Regions from separate parts of the Homo sapiens genome. Here regions 1 and 2 are each linked to region 3. A link is an interaction called in ENCODE POLR2A ChIA-PET data of the cell type or tissue named here. Cell type or tissue: PC-3. All regions are shown on one strand.

What was found. ChIA-PET counts read pairs that join two places held together with the same protein. Peaks named below come from ENCODE experiments on the same cell type or tissue, not always from the same donor. Only the 100,000 strongest peaks of a DNase experiment are listed, where the experiment ranks them.
Region 1: POLR2A ChIA-PET joins it to region 3 with 7 read pairs; 2 of 35 experiments call an interaction of 5 or more read pairs at or near these places.
Region 2: POLR2A ChIA-PET joins it to region 3 with 7 read pairs; 11 of 35 experiments call an interaction of 5 or more read pairs at or near these places.

What each region holds. Positions count from the first base shown.
Region 1 is chr1:159,228,118-159,232,117 of GRCh38, forward strand. No RefSeq gene overlaps it. Among named protein-coding and RNA genes, the nearest start is that of ACKR1, 25 kb to the left of the region's middle. In PC-3, no CTCF peak of the experiment used is centred here; DNase peaks (open chromatin) are centred at 1,514 and 1,994; H3K4me3 peaks cover 1,122 bases; H3K27ac peaks cover 2,543 bases.
Region 2 is chr1:160,038,526-160,042,525 of GRCh38, forward strand. KCNJ10 (potassium inwardly rectifying channel subfamily J member 10) reads right to left here. Exons shown (of 2, transcript NM_002241.5): 2 at 1-4,000. The coding sequence ends at 2,868. Among named protein-coding and RNA genes, the nearest start is that of PIGM, 8.5 kb to the left of the region's middle. In PC-3, no CTCF peak of the experiment used is centred here; no DNase peak of the experiment used is centred here.
Region 3 is chr1:159,914,089-159,918,088 of GRCh38, forward strand. No RefSeq gene overlaps it. Among named protein-coding and RNA genes, the nearest start is that of TAGLN2, 9.4 kb to the right of the region's middle. RefSeq lists an enhancer at 3,829-4,000. In PC-3, CTCF peaks have their summits at 2,578 and 2,785 (motif pointing left); DNase peaks (open chromatin) are centred at 383 and 2,363; H3K4me3 peaks cover 760 bases; H3K27ac peaks cover 4,000 bases.

The DNA of each region.
Region 1 (4,000 bases), 690 kb before region 3:
TTCCTCGGTACTTTGCAGAAAACACCGAAAAAAATGCCGTTTTAAAAGAGGTGTATTTTTTCTTTTAGAATGTGAGCTCCTCAAGAGCAGGGACAATGTTTTCTGTATGTTCTGTTGTGCCTAGTACACTGTAAATGCTCAGCAAATACTGATGATAGGAAAAAAAGTTATGCCATAAAATTTCTGTTGATTGATAAGTTGACCTTATCCTGTCAAAGTATATTTCTCCACAATTGAATTGCTTCTCTAAGTTAATGCTAGAGACATACACTCTTAATTTGTAATGCTTCCTGTAGAAGATATCATAAAGTAGAAACTTATTGCTCTGTTTGTATTCTATCAGTTGCATTATGCCATACAAAGTCTAGGAATGTGTCTTGTTTTTTTTTTTTACATTCACATTTAAAGGTAGCTACTTCCTCCAAATGTGTAAGAAGAAAATTTATCCACTATGAGTGGACTCTAGTTTTTCTGTTACATTTATTCAAAGTATTTGTCTTTTTTAGACCAGGAAATTTGAGCCTCTTACAAGCACTGTTTTGAATACTCTGCATTTTGGAGGCCAGGAAACCTCTATTTATTTACTGGGCTCCAGGGTTCTGTTACTTTGGTCTCTGTTAAATGAGTGAAGCCAATCTGATAAACTAATTTAAGCTGTGTTCCTAGCTGTTAATGGCTTTCTGTGCGATTCAGATAAGATGTGTGCTTTGACAGGAGCTTTCAGAAATAGATTTTAGGGTTTTGGGACAGAGCCCCTGTAGAGATAGGAACTTGGGGAGGGGCTTGTAAAATAAAACAACAATAAATTGAAAATAATAATAATAATAATAATATCGCAAGCAAAACTGCTATCTATGAAATGCTTGCTCTGTGCCAGGAATGTTGTGCTTTCTGAATGGGATTCCCCTAAATGTTCTTTGAGGGCATCAAAGATCAAACTTATTTGAATTATTTTCTGTTTTCAGAGTATCTATAAATGCAAGCTGGAGACAGGACTCGGTCACATAGGGCTTCAGGATGTATACGTGGTATTATATTTTCTCAAGGCATTTTGAATTTGGGAGAAAAGGAAACCTTATTTTTAGGTGAGCTAGGCTAAACATAGGCCTAAATCTTTCTTACAGGAGCCAAACATTAAGTTTAGAAGCAACCTTTTAATTCATTAACTAGTCAATGATTTGACTCTGTAACCAGATCTTCATTATACATTTTCAAGATACCAGTCATCGAGAAGGATATGTTCAAAAGAAGGCCAGTCCCTTCTCTGGATGAGACGCTATCCTGGCTCAGTCCTGGATATGCCTGAGAGCAGGGAGGTATTGGTTTTTGCCTATGAGTGCCTGGGCTGTGGGCCCATCTCCACACACAGAGAGAATCAAAGGCGTAGAGAAATGTGTTTAGTTCGATGACAGGGCTAAGGCCCACAGCTACAATTTAGTCAGGACATTGCCCTTTGGCTGCCGCTCAGTGCCCACAAATTCAGGATGTTGGCACAGAAACAGGTGGTGTCCATCTGGGCTGGTGAAAGCACATGATCTTCTCTTAACATGTGATGAAGCAGGCACCCAGAGCAGCTCCCAAACAGCAGGCTCTGTGGCCGCCTTCACTGCTGATTCCATTACCACTCCACCACAAGAGGTGAGGAGCAGCTGCCCCTCCGAAGGCCGTGCCCCAGGACCCACTTGCTTTCACCTTCACTTCTCAGCTCCAGCCCTCCCCCACAGCTGTTTCAGAGGACAAAGACACTTTATTGCAATATGCAAAGCTCTCAGGATGCAAACTATATCTGGATTAACAACTATAAGTACAGTTTTATTACTTCAGCTTGGCATTTGCTGACACAGAAAGCAAGTATTTATTGTCATCTCCATCCTGCTTCCCAGTTTTAACTTTTGTTCTCCTGCCATCCAACTCCAATTCCAGAGTTATTTTCTTTGCTTCCTCAGATTACTGAGGAGATAATGTCCTTTCTATTTGCCCTCAGGTCCACACCTCGTTTTAAAGCCAAAGCTATCACCCTGACTACTGGATTCCAATCTGATGAGTGCTTAGTTACTACCCCAAGATTTCCATGAAGAAGCTGATAAATGACACATGTTTGAGAAAGCTTTAGGGGTCTTGCAAGCACAAAGGAGTCAACTCCTGATTAGATGAGAAAGCTAACTATGCAAAAGGAAGGTGGCCAGTCTTTGTGATATTTCATTGGTCATATTCCCCCTGAAATGTTGTTTAAAAGCAAGGAACATTATCAAACCAGCATGTATGGAGAGGTTAGGAACAAGAATAGTGAAGGTCAGGAAACTACAACTAGATCGTTTAAAAATATTTATTGAAGGCCTGATAATAATTTTGAAGGCATTTTTGAGTGCTATGTGCCCATCATTATGCTAAACACTTTCTATGAACTACCTAACTTAATTTTCACAATGAATATTTGAGATAGGAATGACTGGTATCCACTTAAAAACAAAACTATCAAGGCTATGGGAATTATGTGGCTTGATCTATGAGAGTTTGCATATTATAGAGTGATCCAGGATTTGAACTAACGTAGTCTAACTTTAAGCCTATAGGCTTCACACCAGGTGCAGGGTCATGTGTTTTATACTTGACATTCAAAAAAATTAACAAACAAGACAAATAGTGTGCCTGCACTTATGGAATTTACAGTCTAATAGTAGTGAAAAATAAATAATTGTCGTGTTATGGTAAGGGCCATGAAAAGCTCATGGCTTATTCCTGTGATAGAACACCACTGGTCATTTTCCTTTCTCTTTTTCCTCTTACCAACCTGTACATAAATATCAAAGTAATCTTCCTAAGAAAATTGTCCTTCATATTCATAAGACTGCAATAACCTAAACCCTCCTCAACTGAAACATGTTTATAAGGAAGAACTGAAAGGATTAAGGAAGTCTCTTTTAGAAAAAAGAAGACTCAGGAACACAGTAGTTATTTTTTCATATAGTCAAGGAGCAAGTAATCAAAGGTTCAAAGAATTCTTCTGTAGCCTGCAGCACCTACTATGTGGCAGGGTGTGTGCTTGGTGCTGAAGATACTAAGAAGAATCATAAAAATGCTAAGAAGAAGTCCAAAAGTCAAACATGAGAATCACTACTTATTAAACTAATTGATTTGCAGACACTGGGGAGACATCAATGATCTCTTTGGGGGAAGTACGTGAAGAGATATGCTAAGCAAAGAGAATCATGGAACCGCTAAGAGACAGGCAACTGGGAGATAACTTGATTTAGAGTATCTTAAGCAAACAAATAATCCAACAACACTATTTTCGTTACTGGTGATTCATTGAGGAGGGAGAAAAGGTTTAGGTTTTTAAGTCAGTCAGTCCAGGCTCTGAATTCTGCCCCAGTTGCTAGCTAGCTATTGATTGTGGGCAAGAAACATAAACTTTATGAGCAAATTTTTCCTCATTTGTAAACATGAAAATAATACACATATCAAAGAAGTAAATGACAGATGTGATAAGTACTTCTGAATGTAGGAAAAAGCAGTAAGTCATTGTTAGCTTCATTCATTCATTTATTCAGTGTCACAGAGACTTGAATGGGAAAGTCATGTCAAATGCTGAAGTACATAAAAGAACAATACCAGAAGGCAGGTAGGAGGAAGGTTGTGTATTATTTGGAAGACATTCATTATAAATGACAAAATTTAACAAGAAGTAGATAAAAAAGAAAAGACGAGAATAAAAGGATGTGATTGCTCATGTAACTCAAAAATCCACAATAAGTGAGGTTGGATCCAGGGGCTCAAGTGAAATCATCAGATGCCATTCTCTCAGTCTTCTGGCTCTTGCTCTTCTGTGTTGTTTTTTTTTTTTTCCTCAGGTATGCAGTCTCTAGTTCACAGCAAAAATAGATTGTGGCCTCTCTAGGCTTACATGGTCTTTTGTTTTTGTTTTTGTTTTTTTGAGACGGAGTCTCCCTCTGTCGCCCAGGCTGGAGTGCAGTGGCGCGATCTCGGCTCACTGCAAGCT
Region 2 (4,000 bases), 120 kb after region 3:
TGAAACCAGGACCACTGATTGTAAGTCTGAAAATCTGGGTGTCCTACCCCATAACCAGGCCAAGATATCTGCCCCCAATGCTAAAGTCTCTGAATATTTCCTTTCTGTACATTCAATATATTTGGGCATATATACATCTATATACATCTTTCTATATATATATTATCTCTGTTTCTTTCTTCTTAGATAAACCTTTCATATATGTCATATCCTAATTTCCCAAGCCTCCCCACTTCTTGTTTGCGAGCCTAAGCAAGACTCAAGAGTTTCATTGATTTCACTAGGTCCCTCAGCATCATTTCTTTCTCATCTTCTCACCCCAGGTATCTTCCCCCATCAGTTGTTTCGCCCGTCTTCTGAAATCTCCCCTTTTTACACCTGTGCCTACCGAAATCTCCCCTTTTTACAACTGTGCCTACTACTCTGCTGATATTCCAAGTCCACAGTTGGTATGGGGGCCCATTTCTCACCAGACCTGGCTGCTTCTAAAGCTCGGCCTATTGCCTAAAAGAGGATTTCAGGTCAGAGGAGACAGACTATAGTCTAAAGAACCATTTAGAGTTAAGGTAGGGGGTAGTTGTTCCCTGTAGGGGGCTTGTGGGAGAAGATGCCAGATCGCATTAATAGGACAGTGTGATTTAAAGTGCAACTTAAAGCAAAGCCTGGGTAATAATGGAGGAGATTCCAAAAGGGTAAGTCAGAAAATGTTTTCTTCTCACTGTTTCATCCAAGAGTCTAGAGGCTTGAGTCTGGGGGCTTAGAATAGACAGCAGGGGAATGGGAAGAAAGCATAGCATGGCCAAATAAACCAGATGGAGGTTAACTTGGCAATGGATAGGAAGGTATAGACACACACACACACACACACACACACACACACACACACACACACACACACAGCAGTACATCTTGTCCCTACACACTGAAAGAAATAAGGTAAGTCTAATGTTGAATAAAGTTGAGAACGCAGAAGCTGGCTCTTGGCCTTCTGTTCTCTGTTTCAGATTTTTCAAGTTTTTGTGGTTCTTGTTTTTATGCCAACTAGAAGGTAATGGTGGGGTTTACTGTAGATGGACACCGAAGGGTCTTTGTTTTCAAGATATAGTTAGTTGAGTTCGAGGAGAGATCAATATAACAAGACCTTGTGCAATTATAGTTGGTGGTGATCATGGGTCTAGCCTCAAAATTTTGTGTTTCTCTGCAAGGCTCTGTACATAGATGCATGTATATATTCTGTAGCTTGTAACAATTGGCTGAGACCACCTTAAACTGCAACTTGACTTATAGTGGGACTATGCAGTACCACTATGTGAGGCTTCCTTGGTACCAAAGTGAGACCAGAAAGCACTCTAGGGATTTGGGGCTTTGGATAAAGCTCTGGTGCCTATATGCCCTTCCCTGACCCTTACCACAGACCCCACCAGGGAACAAGGAATAGGCTGAGTTTGATCTCTTAAAGTCTACTTTTTAACTTGTCTGAAAATGGCCTCATGGCAGAGGAGAGTAGAGATGACACTGATTTCTTCATTTTATACCAAGTCTCAGGAATGGCTGAGGGAAGCCATGGTTATTTGATCAGAAGGTATAATTTCATTTCCTTCCAGCATTGCCTAATGAAATAGCTGGCACTTTTCAGAAGGGCACTGGGAGGTGTAACTGAGAATAGTGGCTGCCAGCCACAGAGTTCTGCTCCTGCCCAAACCTTAACAAAGCATCACCAATTCTCAGAGGCTCTGTACAGCAGTTTGGAAATCTGAGAATTTACCCATCCCTCATGGTGGGATTGTGTTAACTTTCTGGGGAATCTGTGCCCTGTGAATCTAGTTTTACTTGAGCATCCGTGTTAAGAGAGGAAGGCCCTTGCATTTTCCCTCCCTTCTCCCAAAGAGTTGGGGTTAAGGAAGAAGGATCTAGGCTGAGCAGGAAAGGAAGAAGAGAAGCCAGGTACAGTGTAATCTGGAATATTATTTTCAGACCTTTCCATGGGGCCTGGGTACTGGACTCTTTTCAAAGGAACATATTGGCTTGGGTCCTTCCATTCACAGGACACAGGGAAACAGATCTTCTCTGGGCTGCCTGGAAGATAGGTTTAAAGGTTTAGATAACAACTTGTGTTAGTCACTCCAAATTGAAGAGTTCAGAATCCAGGATAGATATGGGTGGTTATATGTTTATGTTTCTTGGGCCAACTCCAATTCTCTGAGAACAGAGGCTATGAGGGAACTGGGTATCCTGAGAGTGTTCACTTGAGAAACTACAGAGGGAAAACAGTGGCGACCATGGTTCTAGCTTATGGTCAGAAGTCACCAGCAGAAATCAAGCTTCACAGTGGCAAACCCTGGCTTCTTTCAACAGAGATTGGTAGAAACCCTAGGATATGTTGATATCAGATTCCTGTATTTCTGAAAGCACAGACCACAAAGTGACCATCAGAGAGAGTCTTGCCTTTGGGAACTTGCTAGATGGAAAGGTAACAGAGGGAGCTCCAGCCTCAAGTCACCAAACTTCATGGTGGTGGTGGGAGGTAGGGGGCAGTCTATCCTTCCAACCACATGGTCCTCCTAATGTGAGTATCCAAGCATGGCTGAGGCCTTCTAAGCCACTTCAGCCTAATCCCACTCTTTCCCCCATCCTGGCTTAAGGGAGGTATGTGTATTGGGGCAGAAGCTGGGGAAGTGGAAAGGGGACAGTGGGAGGCGAACCTGGACTCCAGTTGGCCTAAGCTACCAACAGGCCACTGGGTTAAAGAAGAGGGAGTGGAGGATGGGTGCTTCGGGGGATCTCCAGTAAACCCGGGTAGTATTCCTTACCAGGGCATTGGAAGAGAGGAAAAGAGACCAGAGGAATGGGGGAGTGGGAACAGGTCATCAGACATTGCTGATGCGCACACTAAGGGCACTGCCCTCCTTCTCAGCTTGCTCCCTTAATGACTCCTCCAACTTGAGCTTTTCAGGGTCTCCGTAGCGTACAGTGCTGTCACGGAGGCCACTAGGAGAGGCCACTTTCACAACTTGGTCAAAAAGGCTAAAGTCAGCTATGTATTTACCACTGGCTGACAGTGAGATGGCAGGTGTGAACTCGTAGCCCCAAAGGATCTCCTCTGGCAGGTAGGAAGTGCGCACCTGACAGGTGGCACTGGTGGACTCCACTGTCCCACTTAGGATCAGCACCAGCTCAAAGTCACCCTCACCACTGCGAAGAGGGAGATCTTTCAAGGGACTGGTCTCATCTACCACATGATAGAAGGTAAGGGGTAGAATAAGGAAGGGGCTGTCAGAGGCTGTGTCTACTTGGAAAGTCACATTGACCTGGTTGAGCCGGATGTTCTCCCCTTCCTTGGTTTGGTGGGTCTGAAGCAGTTTTCCTGTCACCTGGCAGCCAATGAGGAGGCTTTTGCGCATATTGGCAACTCGGATCATGAGGCAGGGCTTGCCATTGTGGGAGGCCACAACTGCATGCTGGCTGAAACGAATGGTCTCAGCCCGCTTCTTGGGCCGGGCAATCTTCGCCAGGAAGGTACCTGTGATGAAGATTTCCAGGATGGTGGTGAGCACCAGCTGGGCAATAAGAAGCACAATGGCCAGTGGACATTCCTCACTGATGTAGCGGAAGCCATAGCCAATGGTGGTTTGGGATTCAAGGGAGAAGAGGAAGGCTCCAGTGAGTGTGTGCACCTGTACCACACAGGGGGTGTGGTTGGCCGGGGGGTCCAGCTCCAGCAGGTCCCCATGTGCCACAGCTACCAGATACCACACCACGCCAAAGAGGAACCATGTGCCTGCAAAGGTCGCAGAGAAGAGCAGAAGCTTGTAGCGCCACTGCATGTCAATGAAGGTTGTCCACAGGTCCTTGAGGTAGAGGAAGCGCTTGTCGGCAATGTGCTCCATTCTCACGTTGCTGCGACCATCTTTTGTCAGGACTCTCCGCCGTCGTATCCCTGGGCCCATTAGGGGCCGGCTTTCTGTCTGAGTGGTCTGACTGTAATACACCTTGGCAACTG
Region 3 (4,000 bases):
CCACAGTGATTTTCCACTTCCAGGCTGAAGGCAAGGAGCAAATGAACCCAAGCTGGCTCCTACCTCTTCCTCCTGCCCTCCTCCCATTTTTTTCCCCCAAATCCTCAAATCACCTTCCATGTGTCCAGAGCATGCAATCCACCCTCCAACCTCCTCTCCTCTATCTGTAGGAAATGCAGCTTCTTGGGTTTTTATTTTTTGGAAATGAATAATCTGGAAGCATTGGAAGCAGAGACATGAGCTGGGCTGTATCTCAGATATGATGAAAGGCTGGGTTGCTAGGCCCTTGGGCTGGCTGGGCACTGTGTTGCCAAGCCAGGGGGCTGAGGAGCATGAGGGTGGTGTCATGCTCACTCATTCATTCAACAAATATTTATCCAGCACCTACAACATGCCAACCACTACTCTACATGAGCAAAACCAACAAAAGCCTGCCTTTGTGTAGTTTACATTCTATGGGTGGGGACAGAAAATAAATAAGTAAAATATATTGGGTGTCAGGTGGTGATAAAAGAAAGCAGGAATGGAGCACGGGGTCCAGGCTGAGGGTGAAGTGTGCAGTTTTAAATGAGGTGATCAGGGAAGATGACGTCTAAACAAAAACCTGAAGGAGATAAAGGAGCAAGTGAGGGCAGCACCTGGAAGGAGATTGTTCCAGGCGGCAGGAGAAGCCCTGCAAGTGCAGAGTGTTAGGAGACACCTCTGTAGCGCGTTGAACAATGAGAACACGTAGACAGAGAGGGGAACAAGACATACCAGGGTCTGTGGTCGGGGAAGGGGTGTGGCGAGGGGAGGGTGAGCATCAGGACAAACAGTTAATGTATGCGGGGCTTAAAACCTAGGTGATGGGTTGATAGGTGGAGCAAACCACCAGGGCACACGTATACCTATGCAACAAACCTGCATGTCCAGCACCTGTATCCCAGAGCTTAAAGTTAAAAAAAAAAAAAAAGAAAGAAAGAAAGAAAGAGTTGAACAATGAGAACACATGGACACAGGGAGGGAAACATCACATACCGGGGCCTGTTGTGGAGGTGGGAGGCTGGGGGAGAGATAGCGTTAGGAGAAATGCCTAATGTAAATGACGAGCTGATAGGTGCAGCAAACTAACATGGCCCATGTATACCTATGTAACAAACCTGCACGTTATGCACATGTACCCTAGAACTTAAAGTATAATAATTAATAATAATAATAATAAAGAAAAATGTAAGAAAGAGAGAGAGACACCACTGTAGACAGCCACACAGAATAAGGTGTTGGGAGATGGCAAGAAAAGGCAGAACCATACACAGGCTGGTGCCTAGTCTGGGCCCCAGGGCCTGAAGTGGGGTCAGAGATGAGAGAAGCCAAGTTAAGGATGAAATTGTAACCTCAGGTGAGACAAAATGCTAGAAAGCAGACAAACAGAAAGCTGGAAAATGTTGAGATGCCACTGGAGGCCGGCTCCAGAAGGAAGCAGCTGAGTCTGCAGTTAGATGAATTAAGGGAACATTGAGATTCCTCACAAGGCTTGGGTGGTGGTGGGTGCAGCCAGAAGAAGGTGAGCCCAATGGCTGAGCCCCTCTCAAATACAGCTGGTGTCTCCCTTGAAAATAAGCTGTTCCAGGTAAAGGGGATAGGGCCACTGAAAGCATCTTGGCCCGTGTTCAACAGGACAGTGGTGAAGGGCATGAAACTGCTGGGCATCAGCTCCCTCTCAGCCCAGGGTCCATACACAAATGTTCCACCTTTTATTCCCCACACTTCCATTTCCTGAGCACTATGTGCTAGCATTCCCCATGCAAAGTGCTTTCCAGGGTTCATCTAATCCTCACGGCAACTTCACGAGGAAGGAATTATCATCTTCAGCTTACAGATGAGGAGCATTGCCCTGCCACCCACCACCACCTCTGTCCCCTAGTCCCTTGACAGCTTCACTTCTTGCTGAGCCTAGAGCTGCACAGGCTCAGCCAGGTTCAGAGCCAGCTTGATTGGATGCAAATCCCTGCTTCTCCCTTAATTGCTTTGTGGCCCTGGGCACATTCCTTGGCCCTTCTGAGACCAGTATCCTCATCTAAAGACAAAATGGGGAACACATTACAGTAATATCCACCTCCTGGGCGTTTGTGAGAATCTTCTGGGAGAAGGCAGTGGTTCTCAGCGCTGGCACTGTAACAAATGGCATTTCTCAGAGTTGTGAGGCGTGTGGCCAATAATTTATAGCTATAAATAGTTAAACCAGGGAAGGTGGCAAACGGCTTGTTGTTTTAGTATACATAGCGAATTCAATGTTTTCTCTGCAATGACATCACTCTCCCTGACTAGCATTCCACAAAGCCTTCCTGAATGAGAGATAAAGGATCTAATCCCCTGGGAATTTGCCCATAGGCTGCAGCCTATCTTATCTGTGCCACAGCCTGTGGGAGTGCAGCAAGCAAGCAAATACAGTCTCTCCCGAGGTGTGGTGTGGCAAGGCTAAGCGTGGTGTGGGGATGAGGCTGACAGCCATGGCTATGAAGAATTGGCATTGGGCCTCGCCCCTAGTGGGTGCTTTTTGGAAGAGGGAGCCTCAGAGAAGCAGGGGAACAAAAGGGGAGAGAACAAAAGCTCTGGATACAAACCTGTTTCCCTCAGGCACAGTGTTGTGGCTTTCTCCTCCTAGGAGACAGAGATACCCTCAGGTAGAAAAGGGGAAAGGGGCAAGGAAGGCCAGGCCTCTGGGTGAGGCTGATGGGGCTGGAACTTAATGTCAGACTGGCCCAGCGTCCCTCAAATTCCCCCTGGGGAGACACAGAGTCTGACTGGGAAGCCTTGGGGTAAAGGTAACACCTAGTGGTTAGAAACTATGGGTGGGGCTCCCAGCACTTTGGGAGGCTGAGGCTGGGGAGTTGGGAGATGGCAAGAAAAGGCAGAGCCATGAGGTCAGGCAGATCGCTTGAGCTCAGGGGTTCGAGACCAGGCTGGCCAACATGGTGAAACCCCATCTCTATAAAAAATACAAAAAATAGCCAGGCACGGTGGCTCACATCTGTAATCCCAGCACTTTGGGAGGCCGAGGCTGGCAGATCACCTGAGGTCGGGAGTTCAAGACCAGCCTGACCAACGTGGAAAAACCCCGTCTCTACTAAAAATACAAAAAAATTAGCCAGGCGTGGTGGCACATGCCTGTAATCCCAGCTACTCAGGAGGCTGAGGCAGGAGAATCGCTTGAACCTGGGAGGCGGAGGTCGCAGTGAGCCGAGATCATGCCACTGCACTCCAGCCTGGAGAACAAGAGCGATCATGCTACTGCACTACAGCCTGGGTGACAAAGCAAGACTCTGTCTCAAAAAAAAAAAGAAAAGAAAAAAAAAGAAACTGTGGGTGGAACACTCATGCCTCGGTCAAGGATAGGTGCTAGAGACAACCTGACCCAAAATTGATGATCATGGCCCAAGGCCACACCCTAGAAAGGAAGTTTTAGTCTCTCCCAGGCACTTAGTTCACAGGTGCTTAGGATCAATCAACACGGCTTCTTCCCTCCAGCGACCACCACCAACTCACTCCTGCTCATTCCCCAGCTCTCCACGTTTCCTCACCACTGCAACCCCCACCCTCACCACTCCAACACAGACCACCTCACCCCAAGCCCGCCTGAGGGACCTCTCACCTGGAGACAGCTTCACTTGCCAGGACTGATGGCTGTGCCAGCAGCCAGCCCCACCCTCTCAGTGACTGAGAAGCTGTTCCAACTGTAGAGGCAGACCCAGCCAAAGGCAGCAGGCAGGATTAGCCAATTCCATTGACTAGAAAGGGCCTTACTTCCCTGTGGACACTGCCTACATAGTCTGCATTCAGCTGTGAGGTCCTGTCCCCTCTCAATTCCAACCTACACCACCCCCCAAAGCAAGTGAGAATGAGGATGGGGAGGAAACTCAAGACAGGGGTTAGCACTGCAACCTCTCATCTCTGCCCTCCTTCCTGTATCACTCACTGCACTTTGCCCAGTATTCCTCCCTTCCCCACAGTGGCACAGTGG